2 separate regions of the Homo sapiens genome follow, and region 2 is linked to region 1. Evidence: chromatin contacts called from ENCODE Hi-C or POLR2A ChIA-PET data. All regions are on one chromosome and are shown on one strand. Each heading gives the region's core, a stretch centred on a gene start or an enhancer-like site at or near the end of the contact. The rest is flanking DNA. Distances are from core to core; before and after follow the strand shown.

What was found. A loop is a pair of places that touch in the nucleus more often than their neighbours do. ChIA-PET counts read pairs that join two places held with the same protein, here RNA polymerase II (POLR2A). Pooled maps may share reads with other maps.
Region 2: a pooled map shows a loop between it and region 1 (2.5-fold over the local background). The contact joins two enhancer-like sites. A Hi-C loop is called at or near these places in 1 of 168 maps with a recorded cell type or tissue (PC-9) and 2 of 50 pooled maps. POLR2A ChIA-PET finds 5 or more read pairs at or near these places in 2 of 52 experiments (MCF 10A and PC-9).

What each region holds. Positions count from the first base shown.
Region 1 is chr5:178,640,013-178,646,690 of GRCh38, reverse strand. No RefSeq gene overlaps it. Among named protein-coding and RNA genes, the nearest start is that of CLK4, 16 kb to the right of the region's middle. RefSeq lists an enhancer at 2,137-3,336. Within about 2 kb of position 4,055, at least 5 of the 41 ENCODE cell types and tissues checked have a DNase peak (open chromatin) inside an H3K27ac peak, as active enhancers do.
Region 2 is chr5:178,782,661-178,789,338 of GRCh38, reverse strand. It overlaps the pseudogene AACSP1. Among named protein-coding and RNA genes, the nearest start is that of ZNF354A, 55 kb to the right of the region's middle. Within about 2 kb of position 3,163, at least 2 of the 41 ENCODE cell types and tissues checked have a DNase peak (open chromatin) inside an H3K27ac peak, as active enhancers do.

The DNA of each region.
Region 1 (6,678 bases), core at 2,806-5,305:
TAGCTAATTTTACAAGAGTGTGTATAACACCCCAAAACTCAGTTGCCCACAGTAAGCCTTTATTTCTCACTCACACATCTGCAGTGTGGCTGTGTTTGGCTGATCTTGGAGGGGCCCAGCTGGGTTTGAGTCCAAGCTGGGTTTTGGGTCTATGCTGGCTCCATGAGTCTCTCCTCCTCCCTGGACCAGTATGTATCCAAGGCATATTTTGGTTGAGGTGAAAGGCAGGAGTGTAAGAGGGGCATGGGAAACATGCAAAACACTGTAAGGCTTACGCAGTGGCCCACCGTCACTCTTACCTACATTTAATTGGCCAAGTGACATGGTTGAGGCCTGTACCAATAGAGCAGGGCATTATCCTCTTCCCATGGACGTTGATAGAGAAGGAGTGAATATTTAGTAAACAATAATGTAATCCACCATGCTCTTCCTCAACTAACAAAGGTGATTAAACATACTTATATCCACAGGATAACCCTGGTTTTTCCTGAATCCCTACGGTGTGTGTGCACACAACATAAGCGCACATGCACACACACACACACAAACAATAACAGAAAGCAGAAGATGACATATTCTAAAATCAAGAATATTAGATTACCATCACAACACTCCTCTATAGCTCCTGCATAACTAGTAATACTTTTCCTAGATTCATTTTACATTGAAATAAAGTGAGAACAGGTACTTTTATTAAATAATCAAACCCACTTATGTTGATTTAGTTTCTTTCTTTTCTTTTTTTGAGATGGAATTTCGCTCTTGTTGCCCAGGCTGGAGTGCAATGGTACAATCTTGGCTCACTGCAACCTCTGCCTCCTGGGTTCAAGTAATTCTCCTGCCTCAGCCTCCCGAGTAGCTGGGATTACAGGCATGCGCCACCACACCCGGCTAATTTTGTGTTTTCAGTAGAGATGGGGTTTCTCTATTTTGGTCAGGCTGGTATCGAACTCCCAACCTTAGGTGATCTGCCCACCTCGGCCTCCCAAAGTGCTGGGATTACAGGCATGAGCCACCACGCCCGGCCCGATACAGTTTCTTTTCTTAAGTCTCTCCAGTCACCTTTCCCTAGGCTTGAGGATTGGCATAGCAGGACAGAAGTTACGAGAACAATGCAGGCCCTGAAGAGAGGGCTCCTCTCCTTCAAGCTGTGGGGCATGTAAGGACATGGAGACGAGGACCAGTGGCAACAGAGTTCTTGGCAGAATTTCTTAAGTAGAAAGCATTTCTTATTTAGGGAAAATAAGATGAAGGTGCACAATGCCACTTCGTATCAAGGGTGGTGATGGAGCGGGGCCCACCCTGCACTAGATCCAGCCAGTTCTCCACATGTTCTAATTGGAAACCTGTGCCCCACAGTAGCAGATGTTTCCCAGCTCTTCCAACCACATTCCCCACAAAGTACTCTCTACCCTACAGGAAGGAGAACAGAAAGGACGGGAAGTGAGCTATTGGCTGTCAGGACACAAAGGCAGCTGCAACCTAGTTGAGGAGATCAGAAAGACCTACGTGATCCCCATCCAGCTAGAAAATGCTTGGGAGAGCAGGAGCTACCAAGCTCCCTTTCACTGAGCTTCCTCCACTCTCCCCTGAAATATCCTCTTCCTACCTCTCAGATTGCCACCCTTTCCCCATATGTGTCTGACAGCCGAAGTTTCCTGTGACTCAGCTCACAACATGACACTACCCCCGCCCTCCTTCTCAGCTACTTAAAAAGGCAAAGATTTTAACAGAGTCAGGTGGAAGAATATGCATCAACCCCAGCTGTAAGGATGAAGAAGCAAGCCAATGCTCCCATCACCCTTGCAATATCATGCATTACCATGATCCCTTCCCCTTCATTCACCATCACACACACACACACACACACACACACACACACACACACACACACACTGGGAGGGGCTGCAACCACTACCCCTTGTCACTCCCCAAAGGACCCACCGACCACCCCTGTCTTAGGCTCTGGCACACTGTCACTCCTACCCACATGTCTGATTATAGGCATGTCATCACAGCTGCTCTCAGTGAACAAGTTCATGTACACAGACGTCTCCATCTCCTCCTTCTGGGAGTAAAGCTCTCTAGGGATCCTTCTGCTCATCTACATGCCTTATAACTGACCCCCACGGTCGCTGTTCCAAACGTACTATGCCCCCAAATAGTAAACATGTTCTCTTCCCTGCTCTCACCTTTTCTCCCAGCAAGTCACCTCTGGTACCCTTCCTGATATTAGAGATGTTGTCCTTGTTCCAACGTCATGTCTCCAGTGCAGAAAAGGGCTTTTCAGGTCACCTTTGATGACCCCCAGACAGCCACCTGGTGTTCCTCCTTGAATCAAGGAATTTGCCTGCAGCAGCATGAAGGGGAATAAAAGAGTGAGGTGAGATTGGTGGGCTCCAGGTTTCCCACGTGTGACTCAACTAATCCCCAAACCTAAATTACAGGCTGGTGTGTAGAGCCTTCACCATGAAGGCCCTTGGCAAATATTTAGATTGGTTTTAAATAATCAAACAATTATTTATAGGAAGGCATAATAATTATATATATGTTCTCAGGATGAGTGGATAGCTGCTAGGTTTTCTTTCTTTTTTTAGATTGAGAGATATAATACATATACAAAAAGAGCAAATTAAAATATATGGTAGAAAGCAGGGCTCAACAAACTTCTTCTGTAACTAGCTAGATAATAAATACTTTCATCTTTGGCGGGCCATACATTCTGTCATAACTATTCGATTCTGCCACTGTAGAGGGAAAGCGGCTATAGACAAGAGGTAAGTGAATGGGTGTGGCTGTACTCCAGTAACACTTCACTTACAAAAACAGTCAGCAGGCCAGATTTGGCCTGTCTGGCCGTAGCTTTCCTATAGTGTCTTAGTCCATTTATGATGCTATAAGAAAATACCACAGACTAGGTAATTTACAAATAACAGAAATTTATTTCTCACCATTCTGGAGGTTGGAAATTCCAAGATCAAAGTACTGGCAGGTTGGGTGTGCCTGGTGTGGACCTGGTCTCTGCTTTCAAGATGGCGGCATGGACACTGTTTTCTTCGGAAGTGAGAAAAGCTGCATCTTCACTTGATACAACAGGTAGAAGGGGTGAACTCATCCCCTCAAGCCCTTTAATAAGGCACTAATCGATTCATGAGAGCACAGCCCTCATGGCCTAATCACCTCCTGAATGCTCCACCTCTTCATACTGTTGCTTTGGGTATTAAGTTTCAACATGAACTTTGAAGGAGACAAAAACTTTCAAACCATAGCACATAGAGTTGAAAACTCATAAAACAAATACAAAAGCAATCACTAAGCCAAGAAAGAGAACATGGCAAGTACTCACAGGACTTAGACATAAGAATAGTAGAATTCCAGAGAAGGTTGGATGCTCAACTCCAGTAGGTTTACTATGCCAAAGTCAGGATCCTAATTGGGAAGGAATAGGAGCCTGACACTGGAAATAGGGATATCTGTGTTGACGCACTAAAAAATCTTGCATTATTAGATTGCTCTGAACCTCCTGGGTCTGCAGAAGTGGCCCGTTCTTCCCTGTTAAAGGTCAGTGCTGCTTCCATGCTTGAAGATGTAAAGAAGATCTGGAGGCTTCTGCTTTAAAGGAAAGCATGCACCCTTCTCAGGATCAATCCCCTCTTCCCCAGTCCCAAGACCAGTAACTAGGGTCAAGCTACAACATAATCTGGCCAGGCAAGTGCTGGGCCTCTTAAGGGAAGGAAAGAACCGTAGGCAAAGGAACTGCAGGACCTTGCCAACAAGTACTTGCAGGACAGTTCTGCAGATGGCCTTGGACCAACCCAGTTCTCTCCTCTTTCTTACTTGCAGTTCTCAGGAAAAACCATAGAATGTGCTGGGAACACAACAATGTGAGATAAGGAGAAGCTGGCTGGAAAGGCCTGGGCTCTGTTCCAGTCCCCCCTACCCCAGAAACAGGATGTCCTTCAATGCCTTATTCCAGTGAGTCATGTTGCCCTGGGGCATAAAACCCAGGTTGCACTTTCTTCCATGGCCCTTTGGCTGCAGTCCAAGTGGAGCATACACACCACAGCAAGACTCCAATCCAACCTCAGGGGGCTTTCCTGAGCCCTGGGGATTAGCTTCCAATGAATCCTGGGCTTCCGTTGTCCCTTGCTTCCTATGAGTAAGTAACAAACCCTCTTCATGTAATTTATATGTGGGTGTTCTGTCTTACCAGATTCAGACAGTGTGGTAACTAGAGCACAGTGAACTTGCTTCACAGCACTGGCAGGAGCTGAAAGAGGAAACATGGGCTGGATCCCAAAGGTGCTCATTGAGAGCTGTGCAACAGAAGCCTGGGAGGGCGAGTTTATTGATACGGGAGCCCTCTGCTGTGACACAGGATCTAACACCGAGGCAAGGCCCCTGGGAGACAAAGCTAACGTGCTGCTACAGATGAAGCCTGGGGAAAGTGCCTGTCACCCTGCAGGAAGTGCAAATGCTGCAAATGCTGTGGAAAATGGCAGATGAGGGGAACATAAGACCCAGAAGGAGATATGCTAGAGGGTGTGCTCTACTCATCAGCTGACTCTGCCTTGTGAGAGGGCCTCGAAGAGGCTCCATCCTTCAAGGAGATAAGGAAAGTGCCGATGAGAAGGTCACCAGCATAACCGAGAAGCTCAGTGGGGGCCGTCCTCTGAGGCCAGCCATGACCATAGGAGAAGCTACTCGGGATTGAGACCCAGAGCGGGAAATGACTACGGAGCAGGTCTCAGCTTTGGTGTACACAGCCCTGTCCCTTGGGCTATAAAATCTGGAAGACCCTACAGTATTAGAGATATCTGTGATGTGGCAAAAACACCACGAGGAGAGTCTGTGCTTTGTTTCCCCACAATTCTACACTCTGTGGGTTGAGAGGTCTCAGGTCTCAGAGGGACGATGCAGAAAGACACAGAAAATGTCCCATTAAACTTCAAGCTACAGCTGACCTGTTGCCCATTCATTTGAGCGTCTTGTGCCGAGAGATTAGAAGGCAAGAAAAAGAGTCAAGATCCCGCCAGAGGTGACTAACCCTGATGATCAGGAGGAGGCCGGACTGCTGTTACACCATGGGGATGCGAAGGATAAGTGAGACACTGAGCAACCCATTCGGGTGATCTCGGTACCCTCTTTCCCAGCCTTTGTTTTTTTTTTTTTTTGAGACAGAGTCTCGCCCTGTCGCCCAGGCTGGAGTGCAGTGGGGTGATCTCAACTCACTGCAACCTCCGCTTCCTAAATTCAAGTGATTCTTCTGCCTCAGCCTCCCGAGTGGCTGGGATTACAGGTGTGTGCCACCATGCCCGGCTAATTTTTTTGTATCTTTAGTAGAGATGGGGTTTCACCATGTTGGCCAGGCTGGTCTTGAACTCCTGAGCTCGTGATCTGCCTGCCTTGGCCTCCAAAAGTGCTGGGATTACAGCCATGAGCCTCCATGCCCAGCCTCTTTCCCAGTCTTAACAGTAAATGGACAAGAAAGTAAGCCGTGGCCTGAGAAGGACGAGGTGACTAGAGGCTTAGAACACACAGGGTTGAGGGCCTGGGTTACCTTCCCAGATGAGCCGCCAAGACCAGCAAAGGAGCTAGCCACAGGTGCAGAGAATCTAAGCTGGAAAGTGGAGGGAGACAGTGGGTACCAGCTGTGGCCTGGAAACAAGCTGCAGCAGAAGGGGCCAAACCTCATCCCATTAACCCATCAGGAAAAGAGACCAGCCAGAAACCTGGAAGAGTAGCTCCAGATGGCAAGGGCTTACTGCAGTGGAAGGGTGGCCTGCAGTGGACACGGTGCTGTGCCGCCCATATCCCACTTCAGGACCAGTGCACTCACTGCTCTGGTTGCCAGCTTACAGATGAGTCATTGTCTAGAAACTGCCCTCAACCTAAGGAAGCTTCTTTCTCAAAGCTACATGCCTTCCCTGGGGTCAGCCTACCTCTAATGACTGGTCAACGTTGGAATATAAAGATCGGGACCTCCTAACTCAACTGGGATAACTGTGAAGGGTGACTTCAGACCCAGATTTCCTGAGAGGACCAGCTGAAGCAACACATGTGCTCACCTCAAGGTGCTCTTCCTGAGAATACTCCTTATGAAACTTCGTGCCACAAATATCAGAGTCTCGGAATCTTTTCCGGAGGCACCCGGCGTATGGAGATCTGTTCCTGGGCTCTCTGTTCTGTTCTGTTGGTTTACTTATCTATCCTTGTGCCGACATCATGCTGTCTTAGTCACTATAGGTTCACTACAATCTCTGTTAGAGCATGTGCTCTCGCCTTGTTCTTCTTCAAGTCACTTGGCGAGTCGTGGCTCTTTGTAGTTTTATCACTTTTTTTTAGAATCAGCTTCTCAGTTTCTACAAAAAGCCCCATTGGGATTTTGCTTATAATTGATCTAATGGATCAATTTGGAAAGAATAGGGGGCAGTATTTTTAATATTGAGTCTTTTACCCAGTGAATTTGGTATCTTTATGTAGGTATTCCTGAAGATCTCTTAGTAAAGTTTTATCATTCTTACCATAAGGTAAAATGGTAGAAATGATAAAACTTTGCTAAGATATATTGTTGACAGAAACATATTTGATTTTTTTACACTGATTTTATATCCATCAACTTTGCTAATGATTTACAGGTTATGTTGTGCATTTTCTCTTTCTTTCTCTCTCTTTTCT
Region 2 (6,678 bases), core at 1,914-4,413, 140 kb before region 1:
GGTCAGAGAGGGAGGGACTTTTGGGACTGCTTGGAGGGTGAGTTTTTCCCTGAGTGGAATGGAACAGCAGTGGACGCTTTGCATCAGGAGAGCACTGTGATCTGGTTCATGTTATTAAAAGGGCAGTGTAGACTGGGTGTGGTGGCGCACGCCTGTAATCCCAGTTACTTGAGAGGCTGAGGCAGGAGGATCACTTAAACCCTGGAGGCGGAGGTTGCTGTGAGCCAAGATCACGCCACTGCACTCCAGCCTGAGTGACACAGAGACTCTGTCTCAAAAAAAAAACAAAAAACGGTGGTGTAGCACCTGAGTGGAGAAGAGAGTGTTGCAGGGGCAGAAGCTGGGAGACTCAGGTTGGTGGAGCCCACAGGTGCGCTGGTGACCCTGGAGGGGCGGCCTCTAGGCTGATCCACACCCGGCTCTGCCCAGGGCTCCAGGCAGTTGCAGGCACCGGGTCCCAATGGTTTAGGGCCCTGACGCTGTCTCATGCTTCGGTGCAGCGACCCCTACAGTACTCGCTAGAAATAAGACGTGGCATGAGTGCCCGCAGGTGAGCTCCCATGCTTCCGTGAGCTGAATGGTGTTGCATTTCCTAACTGTCTTAGGTGCACCCTGGAGGTAGATGGGGGACTTTGCCGTTTCTTCAGACAAGCAGGGCTGTGACTCCCAGGTTGGAGAGCACCACCTCCGAGTGCTGGTGGAGCCTCACCCAGATCGGGGTGTGCAGAGTCTTGCCTGCACTAGACGTGCTTTAGAACCACAGAGAGCCTTCGAGTTTTCTGGGAGTGGGCAGTGGGCGGATAAGCTACATAAAACCCGTGTGGTGTTTGGGCGTGGCTGTTGGAGAGCTTTGTACCTGTAGCTGGAGGTGGTCACTGTTGTCCAGGGCCGGGTGATCACCATCAGAGTCATGAGGTCTCCATCTTCTGTTATTGATACTTGCAAAGGGAGTGACACCTTCATCCTTGGCTGTGATGTTGAAGTAGTTAATCAAACTCTGGGTTTGTGAAAGAAGCATGAGGGATGGTGGGAGGAGCTAGTCTCCCTCTCCCAAAACTCTAGCCATCTCTAGGGTACAGTGGTGGCTTTGTCAGTGGCAGGGTGGGTCTCGGAAAGTAAAGGAATGAAGGTGTGGGAGATGGAAGGACTAAGGTAATCTGCCTCCTTGCATGGAGGGAGACCCACCCTGCCATTGCCTTAGCCACGCCCAGCCAGTTTTGAATTCCAGGACATTCTGTGCCACGCTGCCTCACACCTTCAGACAGCGAGTTCCATGGCAGTCTTCCCTCCCTGGGACGAGTCTCTCCACCGAATGTGCGGGGACTGAGGTTCTACTGCCCATAGTGACACGGAACGGTCTTAATCTCTGGGCCCCAAAGAGAAAAATGTTCTTTAGTTGGGAAGATCAGGTTTACATGTGAAGGGCTGCCTGGCTGGAAGAGAAGCTGAGGAAGGAAATAGCGTATTAGACGGTGCTGCCCTTGAAAACGCAGTGATGTATATTCAGCAGCGTGTGTCGTTCGCTGAGCACAAACGTTCATAGAACTGTGGATTCTAAACGTTCAAGAAGAGCTGCACTTTTCTAAATTTCATAGAAATGTGAACTTGTTTAAGAAAAAGGGATGGGTAGAGGGTTTCACCTATGGCACACGTTTTAACAAAGAATTCTCCCAGCACTTTGGGAGCCAAAGCAGGAGGATCACTTGCGCCCAGGAGTTGGAGACTGCAGTGAGCTGTGATTGCACCACTGCACTCCAGCCTGCGGCACCAGAGGGAGACGCTGTCTCAAAAACAAAACAAAACAAACAAACTAATAATAATTCTGTAGCGCTGTCTTCATTGGTGAATGAATGTGTGAGGATAGAATTTGAGAGGTCTTAATTTTATGGCCTCCTTTGGTCCCCCAAGATAAAACACACTGCAGCTGCGAAAATGATGGGTTCTTGTGAACAACTGTTTTATGTGAAGCCTCATGGTAGAGGGAGCTGGCCCTGCATACTGGTATCAGCGTAAAGAACAGTCAGGCGTGCCTGTGAGCAAGGCAGGGCCGTGACTCAGACTTCAGTAAACACGAAGTGTGAGTTCAACCCAGAAAAATGCTGTCTCAGGTTTTGCAGACTTGTCAGAAATAAATCACCAACTTTAGGAAGCTTTGGTGCAAGAGCCTTGAAGAATTTTCTTCAAGGTGTTTTCTTTCCTGCCTGCATCCTAGCATCCTGGTAACCAGGGCGAAGTGGCTGTCGGTGCTGGAAGAGAAGGCCGTGAAGCCGGGTGAGTGTGCCTCTTTAATACTCATTCCCTGTACTGCCAATCAAGGCAGTTAAATCCATCCTGTTTCCTGCTTGTGAGTGAGGCTTCAGGAGCTGGGTTTACTTTTAATCTTTTGGTGATTCTTCACCCCAGTGGAAACCCACAGTCTCCAGATGCCCCAGACACATCCAGCCATTAGAAGTGCAAGGATGAAAGTATTTGTTTAGATGGAAGTATACTGATGGACATTGAAACGTGGTGATGATGAGTGAAATAATCAAATTGCAGAAGATCGTGCTCCAGACACGATCCTGTCCACCGCCTCCCTGCTGAAGGCCTAGAGCAACGAGTGTGTCTACAGGTGTGTCAAGAGCAGTGTCCTCCTGGCCTTCATCTCACGTATGGCTCTGCAGGGGACAGACCTCCCAGCCATCCCCGCCTCTGGAAGGCAGACCGGCCCCATAAGTATGCACACCCCCTGCCCAGTGCTTGGTTTCATCCCAAGGACACGGTCTACGGGGCAGCCAATATGCACAGTCCCTTCTCGTTATCTGAGGCAGCAATGCTCCACAAAGTCACTGTGAACACCGAGTTAGCACATATGGAACCCTTGCCCCGGGGGAAATATATTTATACACACACCTCTCACATCGATTATAGTCTTAAAATCCAAAACAACACATCTTGCTTCTATTTTTTTATCTTGTGAAAGAGAAAATGCAGTTCAGAGGCGTTCAGTGACTTGCCCAAGGCCACTGTCAGGTGCCAGAGCTGGGATGCAAAGCCTGGGAACGAGGCACCCTGCCTCACCCTGCCCCGGTCTCCTGTGTGTGAGAGGGAGCTAGGGAGGCCACGTCTCCTTGTGTGACCTCAGTGGGAACCGACATGGGTGACTCAGGGTTTTGACTGCTCTGCAGTGTCTGAGAGTGACCGCAAAAGCTCCAGAGTATAGTTCTGGAGGTTACACATGCATTTTAGTGAGTAGGCAAATTCACAAAACTAAAATCTGCAAATGGAAGCCACTGTATGGAAGGACAAATATTGCAACATTGTTTATATGAGGAAAAATAGACACTACCTGTATGCCCAGCAGAAGGAAATTCATTGAATAATTTAGGGTACATTCTTAATTTATGCAACCATTAGAAGTGCAAGGATGAAAGTATTTGTTTAGATAGAAATATACTGATGGACGTTGAAACATGGTCATCATGAGTGAAATAATCAGATTGCAGCATTATAAGGTGCGGTCATGTTTGTAGGTTGAAAACGGGAATATATGGATGTTTACATGCATACTCATATATGTATATACATGGGTGTATTATATGTGGATTCCAACTGATTTTTTTTGTTTGTTTGATTTTTTGAGAGGGAGTCTCACTCCAGCCCAGGCTGGAGTGCAGTGGGTGCAATCTCAGCTCACCGCAACCTCTGCCTCCTGGGTTCAAGCAGTTCTCTTGCCTCAGCCTCCCAAGTAGCTGGGATTACGGGCATGTGCCACCACGCCCAACTAATTTTTCTGTATTGTTAGTAGAGATAGGGTTTCACATATTGGCCAGGCTGGTCTCAAACTCCTGACCTCAGGCGATCCACCCACCTTGGCCTCCCAAAGTGCTGGGATTACAGGCGTGAGCCACTGTGCCTGTCCCCAAGTGCATTTTTTTGTCATAACTTTTTTCTTAACATAAAGTTGTGCCTTGGAAAATGGTTCATGAATGTGGAAAAAAATTCAGAGTCCACAAAGGTGTCCTCATTGCTGCCGCCCCCCTTCCCCAAGGAAGCCGACGTCGTTCCCTTCAGAGATGTTCTGTGCATAGGTGAGTGTGTGTGCCTGAGTGTGTGTTTGTGAGTGTGTGTAAATGGGGTGAGAGCACCCCCATTTTCTGTAGTTTAGGGTACATACCTCACTTCTCCTTAATGGGACTTAGAGTTGATTCCATTGCTGCCCATAGAAATCTTTGGGTCACTGTTTGTTTTTTGTTTGTTTTTTAGACAGGGATTTGCTCTGTTGCCCCTGCTGAAGTGCACAGTGACACGATCATGGCTCACTGCAGCCTCAGCCTCCTGGGCTCAAGTGATCCTCCCACTTCAGCCTCCTGTGTAGCTAGGACCACAGGTGCATGCCACCACACTCAGCTATGTTTTTTTATTTTTTGTGAAAACGGGGTTTCACCATGTTGCCTAGGGTGTTCTTGAACTCCTGAGCGCAAGTGATTCTCCCGCCTCGGCCTCCCAAAGTGCTGGGATTACAGGCGTGAACCACCGTGCCTGGCCTAGCTCACTTTTATTTTCTTTTTACACATCTGTAGTTGTGATTTTTCTCCTTGTGATTTGAAAACATACTCTCAGAGCACCTCTTTAAGGGATATGTTTGCCCAAAGCCTGAGGCCAACCCTCCAGCTTTCCTCCCCACTGTTGGTTCCTCAGCCTGAGGTGGGGGGTCTGAGCCATTCTTACCAGCAGGAAGGAGGTCAGGAGCCCTGCTCAGACCTTAATGGTGGCAGAAATGAATGTGACTCACTCATTTTCATGGGACACGTCAGTCAGTGACATGAAATGGCAGAGAAGACATCACCTTTTATTCTTTGCCTGAAGGAAGAAATAAAATCATCTTAGAGTTGAAGCCAAAATCAACCCTTCTGGTTTTTGGAGCCATCGAGTCATTTCATGTGGATCTTGAACACCCCCACACTCCCAGTTCATACACGCGGAGCCTGATTAGGGAAAACATTTGCTTTATGAAATTTTTTTTTCACGTATGTGAGTTGAGTATAAAGAGTAGCCTGGGCCGGGCACAGTAGCTCACAACTGTAATCCCAGCACTTCGGGATGCCGAGCCGGAAGGATTGCTTGAGCCCAGGAGTTCAAGACTAGCTTGAGCAACAGTGGGACCCTGTTTCTACAAAAAATTTAAAAAAAAAAAATTAGCCGTGGCTAGGCGGTGTGGTCACGCCTTAATCCCAGCACTATGGGAGGCTGAAGCGGGCAGATCACTTGAGGTCAGGAGTTCGAGACCAGCTAGGTCAACATGGTGAAACCTCATTTCTACCAAAAAAACCCCAAAAATTAGCCAGGCATGGTGACATATGCCTGTAATCCCAGCTACTCGGGAGGCTGAGGCAGGAATCACTTGAACTGGGGAGGTGGAGGTTGCAGTGAGCCGAGATTGTGCCACTGCACTCCAGCCTGGGAGACAGAGTGAGACTCTGTCTCAAAAAAAAAAAATTAGCTGGGCATGGTGTGTGCCTGTAGTCTCAACTGCTTGGGAGGCTGAGGTGGGAGGATCACTTGAGCCCAAGAGGTCAAGGCTGCAGTGAGCTAAGATCACACCACTGAGCTCCTGCTTGAGCAACAGAGTGAGACCCTGTTTCAAAGAAAAAGTTCAGACACCAGGCACGGGGCTAGGGAGGGGGCTCCTTGCCACCCCCCTCACACTCTTGGCTTTCTTCCCTGTGGGAGTGGAGTGACCCCGTCCTCAGCGTGTTCTGCCCTTGCTCTGCTCGTGTGTGTGTGAATGCATGCATGTGTGGTGTGTGCATGTGTGTGTGTTGTGTGTGCATGTATGTGTGGTGTGTGTGTGCGTGTGTGCTGTATGTTCCTCAGCGTGTCCTGCCCTTGCTGTGCTCGTGTGTGGCTGTATGTGTGGTGTATGCATGTGTGTGTACACCTGTGTGTGTGTGTGGTGTGTGGTGTATGTATGGTGTGTTTATGCATGTGTGTGTGTGCATGTGTGTGTATAGTGTGAGGGTCTTTGCCCTCCTGCAGATTCACCCTGCTGCTGTTTCCCTTCCCACACAGGCTTTTGGGTCAGGGGATGGCTGTTGGCTGTTGTCAGCAGCGGGCCTAAGTTGGAGGGTTCACGCTGCTCCCCTGCATGATGGCCCATGGAGGCTGACTCCATTTCCAGCTCATTCCAGAAACAGGAGTGTTTTTCCATGTAGCATAGTCTCTTGTGTGAGACATCACACTCCACGGTCTTTGCAGCTGGGAACGTTTCTGGTTTTTTTGCTTTTGAGACAGAATCTCTCCCTGTCACCCAAGCTGGAGTGCAGTGGCACAATCTCAGCTCACTGCAACCTTTGCCTCCTGGGTTCAACTGATTCTCATGCCTCAGCCTCCTGCGTAGCTGGGATTACAGGCACACACCACCATGCCTGGCTAATTTTTTGTATTTTTACTAGAGATGGGGTTTCACCATGTTGCCCAAGCTGGTCTTGAACTCCTGAGGTCAGGTAATCCACCCATCTCGGCCTCCCAAAGTGCTAGGATTACAGGCATGAGCAACCGTGCCCGGCCACGTTTCTGTTTTTCCAACCGTTAAGTCCACGTAAACCATGGCGTGCAAGCCTTCCCACGTGATGAGTCCGCATAGGCAGCGTCTGCTGGGTGGTTACCACAGGCAAAGCTTCCATTTTCTGCGATCCT